Linked DNA regions of Homo sapiens: region 1 is linked to region 2. Evidence: read pairs that join two places in POLR2A ChIA-PET (ENCODE). Cell type or tissue: IMR-90. All regions are shown on one strand. Each heading gives the region's core, and the rest is flanking DNA. Links, peaks and the distances in the headings are about the cores only.

Evidence for each region. ChIA-PET counts read pairs that join two places held together with the same protein. Peaks named below come from ENCODE experiments on the same cell type or tissue, not always from the same donor. Only the 100,000 strongest peaks of a DNase experiment are listed, where the experiment ranks them.
Region 1: POLR2A ChIA-PET joins it to region 2 with 8 read pairs; 1 of 35 experiments calls an interaction of 5 or more read pairs at or near these places.

What each region holds. Positions count from the first base shown.
Region 1 is chr6:134,489,555-134,494,948 of GRCh38, reverse strand. All of the region lies in intron 2 of LINC01010 (long intergenic non-protein coding RNA 1010), which reads right to left. Among named protein-coding and RNA genes, the nearest start is that of CT69, 13 kb to the right of the region's middle. In IMR-90, for the core only: no CTCF peak of the experiment used is centred there; a DNase peak (open chromatin) is centred at 3,218.
Region 2 is chr6:134,361,065-134,366,458 of GRCh38, reverse strand. No RefSeq gene overlaps it. Among named protein-coding and RNA genes, the nearest start is that of SGK1, 46 kb to the right of the region's middle. In IMR-90, for the core only: no CTCF peak of the experiment used is centred there; a DNase peak (open chromatin) is centred at 2,898.

The DNA of each region.
Region 1 (5,394 bases), core at 290-5,289, 130 kb before region 2:
GTCTCTGGAAAAAAAAAAAAAGAAAAGAAAAGAAAAAAAAGCTCCAAACTGGTGGGGAAAATCAAATTCACAATAGTAATAATGTCTCCACCATTCCCTATGTCTTTTTGCTTCTTTTCTTCCTGTAATACTTCACTTTATAATATTTCCTAGAGAAAGATTTATACACATATCTTAAGTGTACAGTTTGATGAGTTTTGACAAATGTATATACCAATGTAACCAACAGCCTTGTCATGACAGAATAGTTCAATGGCTTCAAAAAAGTTTCCTTGCACCCTTTTCCGGTGAGTTCCTTCATAGACAACAACTGTTCTGATTTATATAACAATATATTAACGGTGCCTTTTCTTAAACTTCATATACAGTAAATGAAATCATGTGTTCACCTTCATACAGCATTAGTCTGTGAGATTCATCCATATGTATGTATGAGTAGTTCTTCATTTTTTTGTGGCTGGGTAGTATTCTTTTTTTTTTCCTTTTTTATTTAAAAAAATTCTGGGGGTACCTAGTAGATGTATATATTTATGGGGTACATGAGATGTTTTGATACAGGCACGCAATATTCTTTTGTATGAATGTCACTGTTTATCCCTTCTCCTGTTAATGGACATCTGGGCTTTTTTCCCCAGCTTAGGATTATAAATGTTCTTGTACGAGTCTTCTTGTAGATCTATATTTTTGTTTCTCTTGGTAAATACATAGGAGTAGAATTGCTGAGTCCTGACATGTTTAGTTTTATTAAAAACTAACAAACAGTTCTCCAAAGTGACTGTATCATTATATACTTCCACCAGCAATGAATGAGAGGTGTAGTTCCCTCCTAAATGTTTGCCAATATTTGGGGTTGTCAGCTTTCTAGAAAAGACTGTTAACATTTTGCATTTCCACTAAACTGTATGGGTTACTCCACATTCCTCACCAGCGCTTGATACTAGCAGTCTTTTTAACCTTAGTCATTCTAGTGAGTGTGTAGTAGGATCTTGCTGTGGTTTTAATTTGCATTTCCCTGTTGACTAGAGATGTTGAGTACGTTTTCATATGCTTATTTGCCATCCGTATGTCTCCTTGTGTGAAGAGTTTGTTCAAATCTTTTTGCCAAATTTTTCATTGTGCTTGCCTTCTTACTATGGAATTGTAAGTTTTTTTATAGATCCTGGACACAAGCCCTTTGACAGACATATGCTTTGCAAATATTTTCTCTCCATCTACAACTTGCCTTTTTACATTCTTCATTGTATCTTTCTAAAAGTATAGGCTTTTAATTTTGCAAAAGTCCATTTTGTCAATGTTGTCTTACGATCAGTGCTTTTCATGTCCTCCTTAAGAAAACTCTGATTAACTGAATGTCACGAAGACTTTCTCCTATGTTTTTATCTATAAGTTTTATTGTCTTAGCTTTTTTTATTTAGGTTTATGATTCATTTTGAGTTACTTTTTGCTTACAGTATGAGGTAAGGGTCAAGGTTAATTTTTTATTAATCCATAGAGATGTATAATTATTTCAGCACTTGTAAAAGACTATCCCTCCCACACTGCATTACTTGGCACCTTTATTGCAAACTAATCAATCATATAAGTGTGGGTCTATTTCCAGATTTTCTATTCTGTTCTATTCATCTATTTGTCTAGCTTTATACCAATAACACACTGTATTGAATAATGTAGTTTTATCATAACTTCTGAAATTACGTATTGTGATAATGTGAAATATCTATTTGGTTTCAGATCTATTTCCTCCTAAAATTTTTAGAATCTCCAAAGCGATGTCCTTTTGTACACTAATGAGTTGACTGATGACTGACAGCCCCTATGTAGCTTCAAGATGGAGACTGGTCACTGGCAAGACCAAGAAATCATTATAGGATTGGGATGGTTACAAGAAAGACCAAGAAATCATTATAGGATTGGGACTTTCAGCCTACCCCATAACCTCTGGGGAAAAGAAAGGGGCTGACAGTTAAGTTGATCACCAATGGCTTAGTTTAATCAATCATGCCTATGTAATAAAACCTCTGTAAAAGCCCAAAAAGGCAGTGTTCAGAGAGCTTCTGGATAGCTGAACACGTGGAGGTTCCTGGGAGGGCATGGAAGCTCCATGCCCCCTCCTCCATACTTCATATGCATCTCTTCATCTATATCCTTTGTAATGTCCTTTGTAATAAACTGATAAACAAATATTTCCCTGAGTTCTTTGAGTCACACTAGAAAATTAACTGAATCCAAGGGGTGGAGGATGGGAACTCCAATTTCTATTTGATGGGTCAAAAGCACAGGTAAAACACCTGGGGTGTGTGATTAGCATTGAAAATGGGACTCAGTCTTGAGGGACCTAATTCTCAATCTGTGTGATCTGATGCTACCTTCAGGTAAGTAGTATTAGAACTGAATTGAATTAGAGGACACCCAGCTGGTGTACACTGCAGAATTGATTGCTTGCTTGTTGGTGGGAAGAAATCACATATTTGGCCACAGAAGTCTTCTGTGTTGACTGTTATGGTGGGTGAGCAGCGGAGAAACAGTTCATGTTTTTCCACTTGGAGATATATATCCTCTAATTTTGATTTTTTTTTTTTTTTGAGATAATCTCGCTCTGTCCCCCAGACTGGAGTGCAGTGGCACAGTCTCAGCTCACTGCAGCCTCTGCCTTCCAGGTTCAAGCAATTCTTCTGCCTCTGCCACCTGAGTAGCTGGGATTACAGGTGTGTGCCACCACACTTGGTTAATTTTTGTATTTTTAATAGAGACAGGGTTTCACCGTGTTGGCCAAGCTGGTCTCAAACTCCTGGCCTCAAATGATCCACCTACCTTGGCCTCTCAAAGTGTGGGGATTACAGACGTAAGCCACCATGCCCGGCTATGTCCTCCAGCTTTGTTCTTCATTTAAAAAATTATTATTGCTATTCTTTGCCTTTGGTTCTCCTTGTAAATTTCATAAGCAGCTTGTTAATTTTTTCAAACAAGCCTATTAGGATTTTTATTGGTATAACATTGAATCTTTAAATCAATTTAGGAAGAATTGCTGTCTTAACAATGTTGAATCTTCTAATCCACAAATATGTATGTCTATATTTATGTCTGCTTTTGCTTTTCTCAGCAAGATTTTGTGGTTTTCAGTGTAAAGTTCTTACCATCTTTTGATAAATTCATGTCTTAGTCCATTTAGGCTCTTATCACAAAATTCCACAAACTGAGTAGCTTGTAAACCACAGAAATTTATTTCTCAGACTCCTGGAGGCTGGGAAGTTCAAGATCAAGGTGCCAGAAATGTCTAGTTCCTTGTAGACAGTGACTTCTTGCTGCATTCTTACATAATGGAAGAGGTAAACAAGCTTTCTTGGGCCTCTTTTATAAGAACACTAGTCCTATTCATAAGGGCTCCACCCTCATGATCTAGTCACCTCCTCAAGGCCTCACCTCTTAACGCTGTCGCATTGGAAATTAAGTTTCAACATACAAATTTGTGGCAGGGAAGGAGGACACAAACATTCAGACCGTAACAATCCCCAAGTATTTTTATGCTATTATAAATGGAATTTTTTTAAGTTTTCTAATTGTTCACTGTTAGTCTACAGAAATATAAATTTTGTTTATTGACCTTGTGTCTTACCATTTTGCATTCACTTATTAGTTCTAGTAACTTTTTGTAGATTCTTTAAAATTTTCTATGTACAAAATCGTTTTATATGTAAACAAATAGAATTTTACTTCTTTTCCAGTTTATATGTTTTTTATTACTTTTTTTGTATATTACATTGGTGAAGACTCCAGTGAAATATTGAGTAACTCCGTAAAAAGTAGATATCTTTCCCTCATTTTTGATCTTAGGAGAAAGTATTCTGTCTTCCAATATTCAGCATAATGTTATCCATTAAGTATTCATAGGTATTCTTAAATCAGATTTAGGAGAAAATCACCTTTTATTCCTACCTTGCTACCTTGCTAAGAGTTTCTATTATAAATGAGTGTTGAATTTTTATAAAATGCTTTTTTTTTCTACGTCAATTGAAATAATCATTTTTCTGGTCTTTGCTCTGTTAATGTGGTGAAATACATTGATTTATTTTCCATTGTTAAACCCTACTTGTTTAATGTGTTGCCCTTTTTATACGTATTACTGGATTTGATTTGCCAAAATTTTGATAGGGAATTTACCACTTATGTTTATTTGGTGTATCAACATAATGTCATTTCTCGTGATGTTTTTGTTTTAGTATCAGGATAATGCTAGCTGCATTTAACGAATTAATTATTCCCTCTTCCTTTGTTTTCTGAAAGAGTTTGTTTTGAACTATTTCATTTCTTAAACATTTAATGAAAATCACCGGTGAAGACCTCTGAGCCTGGAGTTATCTCTGTTCAAAGCTCCTTAATTATGAACTGCGTTTCTATAATTAATATAAGGATATTTAAGTTCTTAATTTTGGGGGGTTCTGATTTGGTAATCTGTTTTTCTTAAGAAATTTGTCTATTTTATCTAAATTGTCAAATTTGTTGGCAAAAGCTACACGTAGCATTCTCTTATGATCTTTTTAATGTTTGTAGAATCTGAAGTGATGCCCCGTTTTCTGATATTGGTAATTTTGCACTTGTGTCTTTTGGCTAGAGTTTTAAGAATTTTATTAACATTTTAAAAGAACAAGTTTTTGTTTTTGTCTGTCTCTATTGCTTGTCCAATTTTCCTTTCATTGATTTCTGCTACCTTTATTATTTTCTCCCTTCTACTTATTTGGGCTTAATTTTTGTGCTTCTTTTTGTAATTTCATAAGGTTGAAATGTCAATCATTGATTTTAGATATTTTTGTTTTTCTTTAATTTATACATCTCATATGTATAAATTAATACCTCTTCATAAAAGAAAAAGATCTAAGAAGAAAGAAAAAGATCTACCTATAGATTTGTCTCAATCACTGTTTTAGCTGCATCCCCCAAATTTTGGTGTGTTGCATTTTTATCACTCAGTTCAAAATATTTCCTAACTTCTTCTTGCAATTTTTTTCTTTAACTCATTAGTTACTTAGGAGATGTTGTTTAATTTCCAAATGTTTGGGGTTTTCCTAGATATCTTGTTTCTATTTGTTTCAAATTTAAACCCATCATGATCAAAGAGCATACTAAGTATGATTTCATTATTTTAGAATCCTTCACTGAAACTTGTTTTATGGCTGAATATATTATCCATCTTGGCAAATATACCACATTGCTTTTGAAAAAAATGCATCTTTTGTATTCTTTCAAATGTTGGGTGTAGGATTCTATAAATATCGAGTAGATCAAGATGGCTGATAATTTTGTAAAGAGCTATGTGTTTCTGATTTAATTTGTCTAGCTGTTCTTTTATCTTTGGGAGAATGGCATTAAAATCTCTAATTATAACTTAGAAATGGCAAT
Region 2 (5,394 bases), core at 207-5,206:
AAGGGTTGAATAGCATCCACAGGATTTAGCTAATGAGTTGCTGTTATTTCATATTTTAAGAGAACTCCTTTTAAAATTAATCTTATTAATCACTACAGTTATAAAAGTTGATTTTGAGAAATGATAAGACAACTAAAAGTTTAAGTAACATTATTGATGTAAGTGTAACATCTCATTGTAATAGTATAGTCAGCCCTCTGTATCCAGAAGTTTTGCATCCAAAGATTCAACCAACTAAAGATCAAAACTATTTTAAAAACAATAACAACAATAAAAAGTAACAATACAACAAAAAATACAAATAAAAAATATGAAAACTATTTACATAGCATTTACATTATATTAGGTATAATCTAGAGACTATTTAAAGTGTATTGGAGGATGGTGTATGTTATATGCAAATACTATGCCATTTTATATAAGGGACTTGAGCATCTGCAGATTTTGGTTTGGGAGGAGGCCCTAGAACCAATTTCCTCACTGATACCAAGGGACTACTGTATTTTCTTGAGCAACTCCAACTTTACTGAATGGCACTCTCACATAGGCAATAGGCCCTATTCAGGCCCAAAATCCAAAAGGCATTGACTCTCTAACTCTAGGGTGCATCAGAATCACCTGTTGAATTTGAAGCTGCGTTTTAGAGGTATACCCCAGGTATCCTTGATGGAGTAGACAGTCCTCAGATTCCTGTTTTAGAAATCCATAAAGGAACATTGGGCATTTTGAGCACAAGGTCAACGACTACAATATCAGTTACCTCTGTAAATGATTTCCTAAAAATGAATAGAATTCTTTGTCAGGACTTTATTATTAATATTAATAATATGGCCAGGTGCGGCGGCTCATGCCTATAATCCCAGCACTTTGGGAGGCAAAGGTGGATAGATCACCTGAGGTCAGTAGTTTGAGACCAGCCTGACCAACTTGGTGAAACCCCATCTCTACTAAAATAATAATAACAATAATAATAATACATTTCTGAGGCATCATAGCCCAGCTTAAGTCTCTAAGGGAAACAGTAGGAAAACCATTATCTTCAACCGAGGAATGCCTACAAGCCCCTTCCTTCATTACTATAAGTTCCTTTCTGTGTTGTCCATCTCCCCATCAATCCCCCAGTCAAGTGTTCCATGTCTGCCTCCTTTGGCTATTAGATAAGAAATTATAACAATATGCAGTATCATTAGAGTTTTCCTTTAACTGTTTCATTAACTGACATATGAGTCACAAACACATTGTTAGACTTTTTGTAATTTGCATTTAAAAACCCATGTCTACATATACAGTAGTTTAATGAAGTTTTTTTTTTTAATTATTATCATGGTTGCCTTGAAGTGTTGCTTTTGTGGAGCCAAGTAGAGTGCACTTTCTGATGGCTTGAACGTATGGACACTAATACAAATGTTCGTGCATTGATTGCTTGTCAAGTTAGAGATTTGACTAAATGTTTCATCTGACATCTGAAGGGACTCTATAGACCAGGAACTGCAGAAGTCCGGGACCTGACTGTAGAAAAGATCAGGAGGTAAAGAAAAGCTCATGGTGATAAAGAAAGAAGTTACTTGTGAAGTCGAGAGACCTAAACAGGATGTTAAGGGTGCTCCAGAAACCAAAAAAGCTGTTTTTTCCTAATGAAGAGGGAATAAAATGGGGTCCATGAAAGCCACTCAGGGGTCACTAGCAGGACAGGAGGAAGCCTGTTTCCCTCAGCACGTCCCTGACAAGTGGATCTGAGGGAAAGAGGTTTGGAAGATCAAGAAATAAAGAAAGAGTTGATCTACAGATAGAGATGTGAGAGAAAGGGAGAGTGAGAGAAGGACAGTTGGTTGATAAAATAAAGATTCTAGAGCGAGACAGCTAAACCGATTACATTTTATTCTGGGCACTAACAGTCATATGATGCAGGGACTTGAAATAAGGCATGAAAAGCTTAAGCAATTTGCCCAAGGTCCTACTGAGCTGCAATTCTAATAAGCCAGGCAATCTGACTCCAGAGACTACTTGCGTAGCCACTCTGCTTTAGGACTGAGGAAAAGATAGCTCACAGAGCAGTAATGCACTATTATGTGCCATATTATGGTACCCTTGCTATCAAACTTATCATCATACCAGGGCACAAATAAAAGGAGGGGATTTAAAAATAGTGATAGGCTAGTTTTTTAAAAATGTATAGATTGGTAGGATCTAGCAGCTATTAATTAAACAAACAAAATAAAACAAAACAAAAAGCCTTCTTCCTGCATCCCAATAATTTCAAAGAAGGGAACAGGCCAAGGTGGTGGCTCACGCCTGTAGTGCCAACACTTTGGGAGGCTGAGGAGGGTGGATCGCTTGAGTTCAGGAGTTGGAGACCAGCCTGGGCAACATGGCGAAACCTTGTTTCTATAAAAAATGCAAAAAAAAAAAAATTAGCTGGGCATGGTGGCCCATACCTGCAAGGGTTGCTTGAGCCTGGGAGGTGGAGATTGCAGTGAGCCAAGATCTCACCACTGCACTCCAGCCTGGGCAACAGAGTGAGACCTTGTCTTAAAAAATAAAAAAATAAGGTAACAGATATCAAACCACGAAGTGATGATGCTTTGTTTACCCAGACATCATCAAGACAGTTAAAACTGGACAGTTAAACATTTATCATATTCTATGATGAATGAATACTAACAGACCATGTTTGTTTATTCTAAATCAGTAACCCATGGAGCTGATTTATGTGATTTTTTTTCTTAACATTTTATTATAGAAATTTTCAAATATACAGCAAGTTTAAAATAATTTTTCATCAAACCTCTGGTATACTCAGCATCTAGGTTTCCAATGCTGATTTATCCAGCACAGACCTTGGGAACAGCATGATTGATCCTCAGCTTCATCTCTGAGTCATCTCACTGTGCCCAGCATGATGCTTGTTATTAGTTGAGTCATTTGGATGGACGCTGACAATTTACTATGCCTTAGGCAGAGAGATAAGTGATGAGCAACTGATCAAGTATAGAATCCAAAGAAACAATACAAAGAATCCTTTGAATGCTGTGCATGTTATTACTAGTAAGCTCTCTATGCATACTTATGATCAACAGTCACCTGGTGGTACAAGTTTTGAAAAGAGATCAAGGTTATAACATTTGCACATCAAGCTAAGATTTGTTAGAACTCTTTTTCTCCTTTACTTTCACTCTTGCTCTTGCTTTTAGGTCACACTGGGTAATGGAATGGAACTCACATGGTGGATAAAGGGACAATAGCTTACACATGTATTGGCCAAATAATCCCAGTGCACTTGAACTTTTATTTCAATAATACTGTATTAATCCATTCTGACTTTGCTATAAAGAAATGCCTGAGACTGGGTAATTTATAAAGAAAAGAGGTTTAATTGGCTCATGTTTCCATAAGCTGTACAGGAAGCATGGCAGCATCTGGTTGGCTTCTGGGGAGGCCTCAGGAAACTTACAATCATGGTGGAAAGCAAACGGGGAGTCAGCACTTCATATGGCTGGAGCAAAAGGAAGAGAGAGCAGGGGGGAGGTGCCACACACTCTTAAACAACCAGATCTCATGAGAACTCTATCATAAGAACAGCATCAAAAGGAGAAATCTGCTCCCATGATTCAATCACCTCCCACCAAGCCCCACCTCCAACACTGGGGATTACAATTTGACATGAGATTTGGGTGGGACACAGACCCAAACCATATCAAACATTCCACACTTGTAGCAGCCATTTGAACATAGAGGCCATATTTATAGACATCTCAGCCTCCTCTCTTTGGAGGTTGACATGATCGACCTCACTGGGTTACTAGATATATTGCCAGGATGACACATACTGTGGACCATGGTTCTGAGAGCCGTTGCCTGTCATTCAGTGTGATTATTGGCTAGGCATAGATAAAGATTGTTATAAGCTGAATTGTGCCCCCCTCACCAAAAATATGTGTTGAAGTCCTAACCCCTCATTCCTTAGAATGTGGCCTTATTTGGAAATAGAGTCTTTGTAGATTTAAACAAGTTAAGATGAGGTCAATTGAGTGGATTCTAATCCGATATGACTGGTATCCTTATAAAAAGGGGAAATTGGGATGCAAACACAGACCAGCAGATAAGGAGAATGCCATGGGAAGGTAAAGGCAGAGATCGGGGGATGCATCGGCAACTACCAGAAGTTAGGAGCGGCTTGGAACAGATTCTCCCTTACAGCCTCCGAAGGAACCAACCCAGCTGACACCTTGATCTCAGATTCCTAGCCTCCAGAAGTGTGAATCAATACATTTTTCTTGTTTAAACCACCCAATCTGTGATACTTTTTTGTTGTTGTTACAGTAGCCCTAGCAAACAAATATGGGGATGTTGGCAGGAGCTCGAAGAAAATCACCTTTGAGGATATCACATATGAGGCTAAAAGCAGCAGTGAGGAAAATAATCAATTAGAGAAAATCTAATTGTACAAATTTCCTTCCAACTGATGAACCCGCATTCTGAAGATCGCCTTTAGAATGAAAAATGTTAAAAATATATTTTAAAGTGAGCTTTAGAGACCATATGCAATAAGTGCGTTTTTTTGTTTGTTTGTTTGTTTTACCTCTTTAGCATTTGAATGTGGCTTATTTCTGTTTTAGCTGAACAGGTGAATATGCAATGTTTTCTCTGCTGGGAGGATTAACCTATCAGATCTGAGAAGGCTCCAGATCTGGATGGAGGCAAGAGGTAACAGGTGTCTCACAGATGTTTGTCTCTTTTATTCTTCACGTTCTTTGTTTCCTTCAACAAATATTGATTGAAGGCTTGTTAAGTGCCTGGCACTTTTCTAGGTGCTGGGGATAGGAGACAACATCCTCTCTCTTACAGCCTACGTTCTGGCCAGGTAGACAAGCAATGACAAATATACAATGATAGACAGTGGTAAATGCTATGAAGAAGTTAATCAGGGTAAGGTGATGGAGACAGGGTCTGCTCTTTTATAAACAGGATAGTGAGAAATGGCCCCTCAAAAGAGGAGATGTTCAGTGAGAAGAAAATGAGGAAGCAAGGATGGTCAAGAATCTAAAGGAAAAGTATGTTACTCAGGGGAAATAATATAGAAAAAGAACATAATATAGAAGAGAACTTCTGTGATTAGGGAACAACAGCAAGTCCAGTGTGACTAGAGTTGAGTGAGCTGGACAGGGGAGGTAAGAGATGAATTCAGAGAAACTGACAGGGGCCTGATCATGCAGGAGTTTGGAATTTGTTCTGAGTATGATGTGAAACCATTAGAGGGCTTTATTTGTTTTACAAGTTTATTTTTATTGAGACAGAGTTTCGCTCTTTTTGCCCAGACTGGAGTGCAATGGCGCAATCTCGGCTCACTGCAACCTCCGCCTCCCAGGTTCAAGCGATTCTCCTACCTCAGCCTAC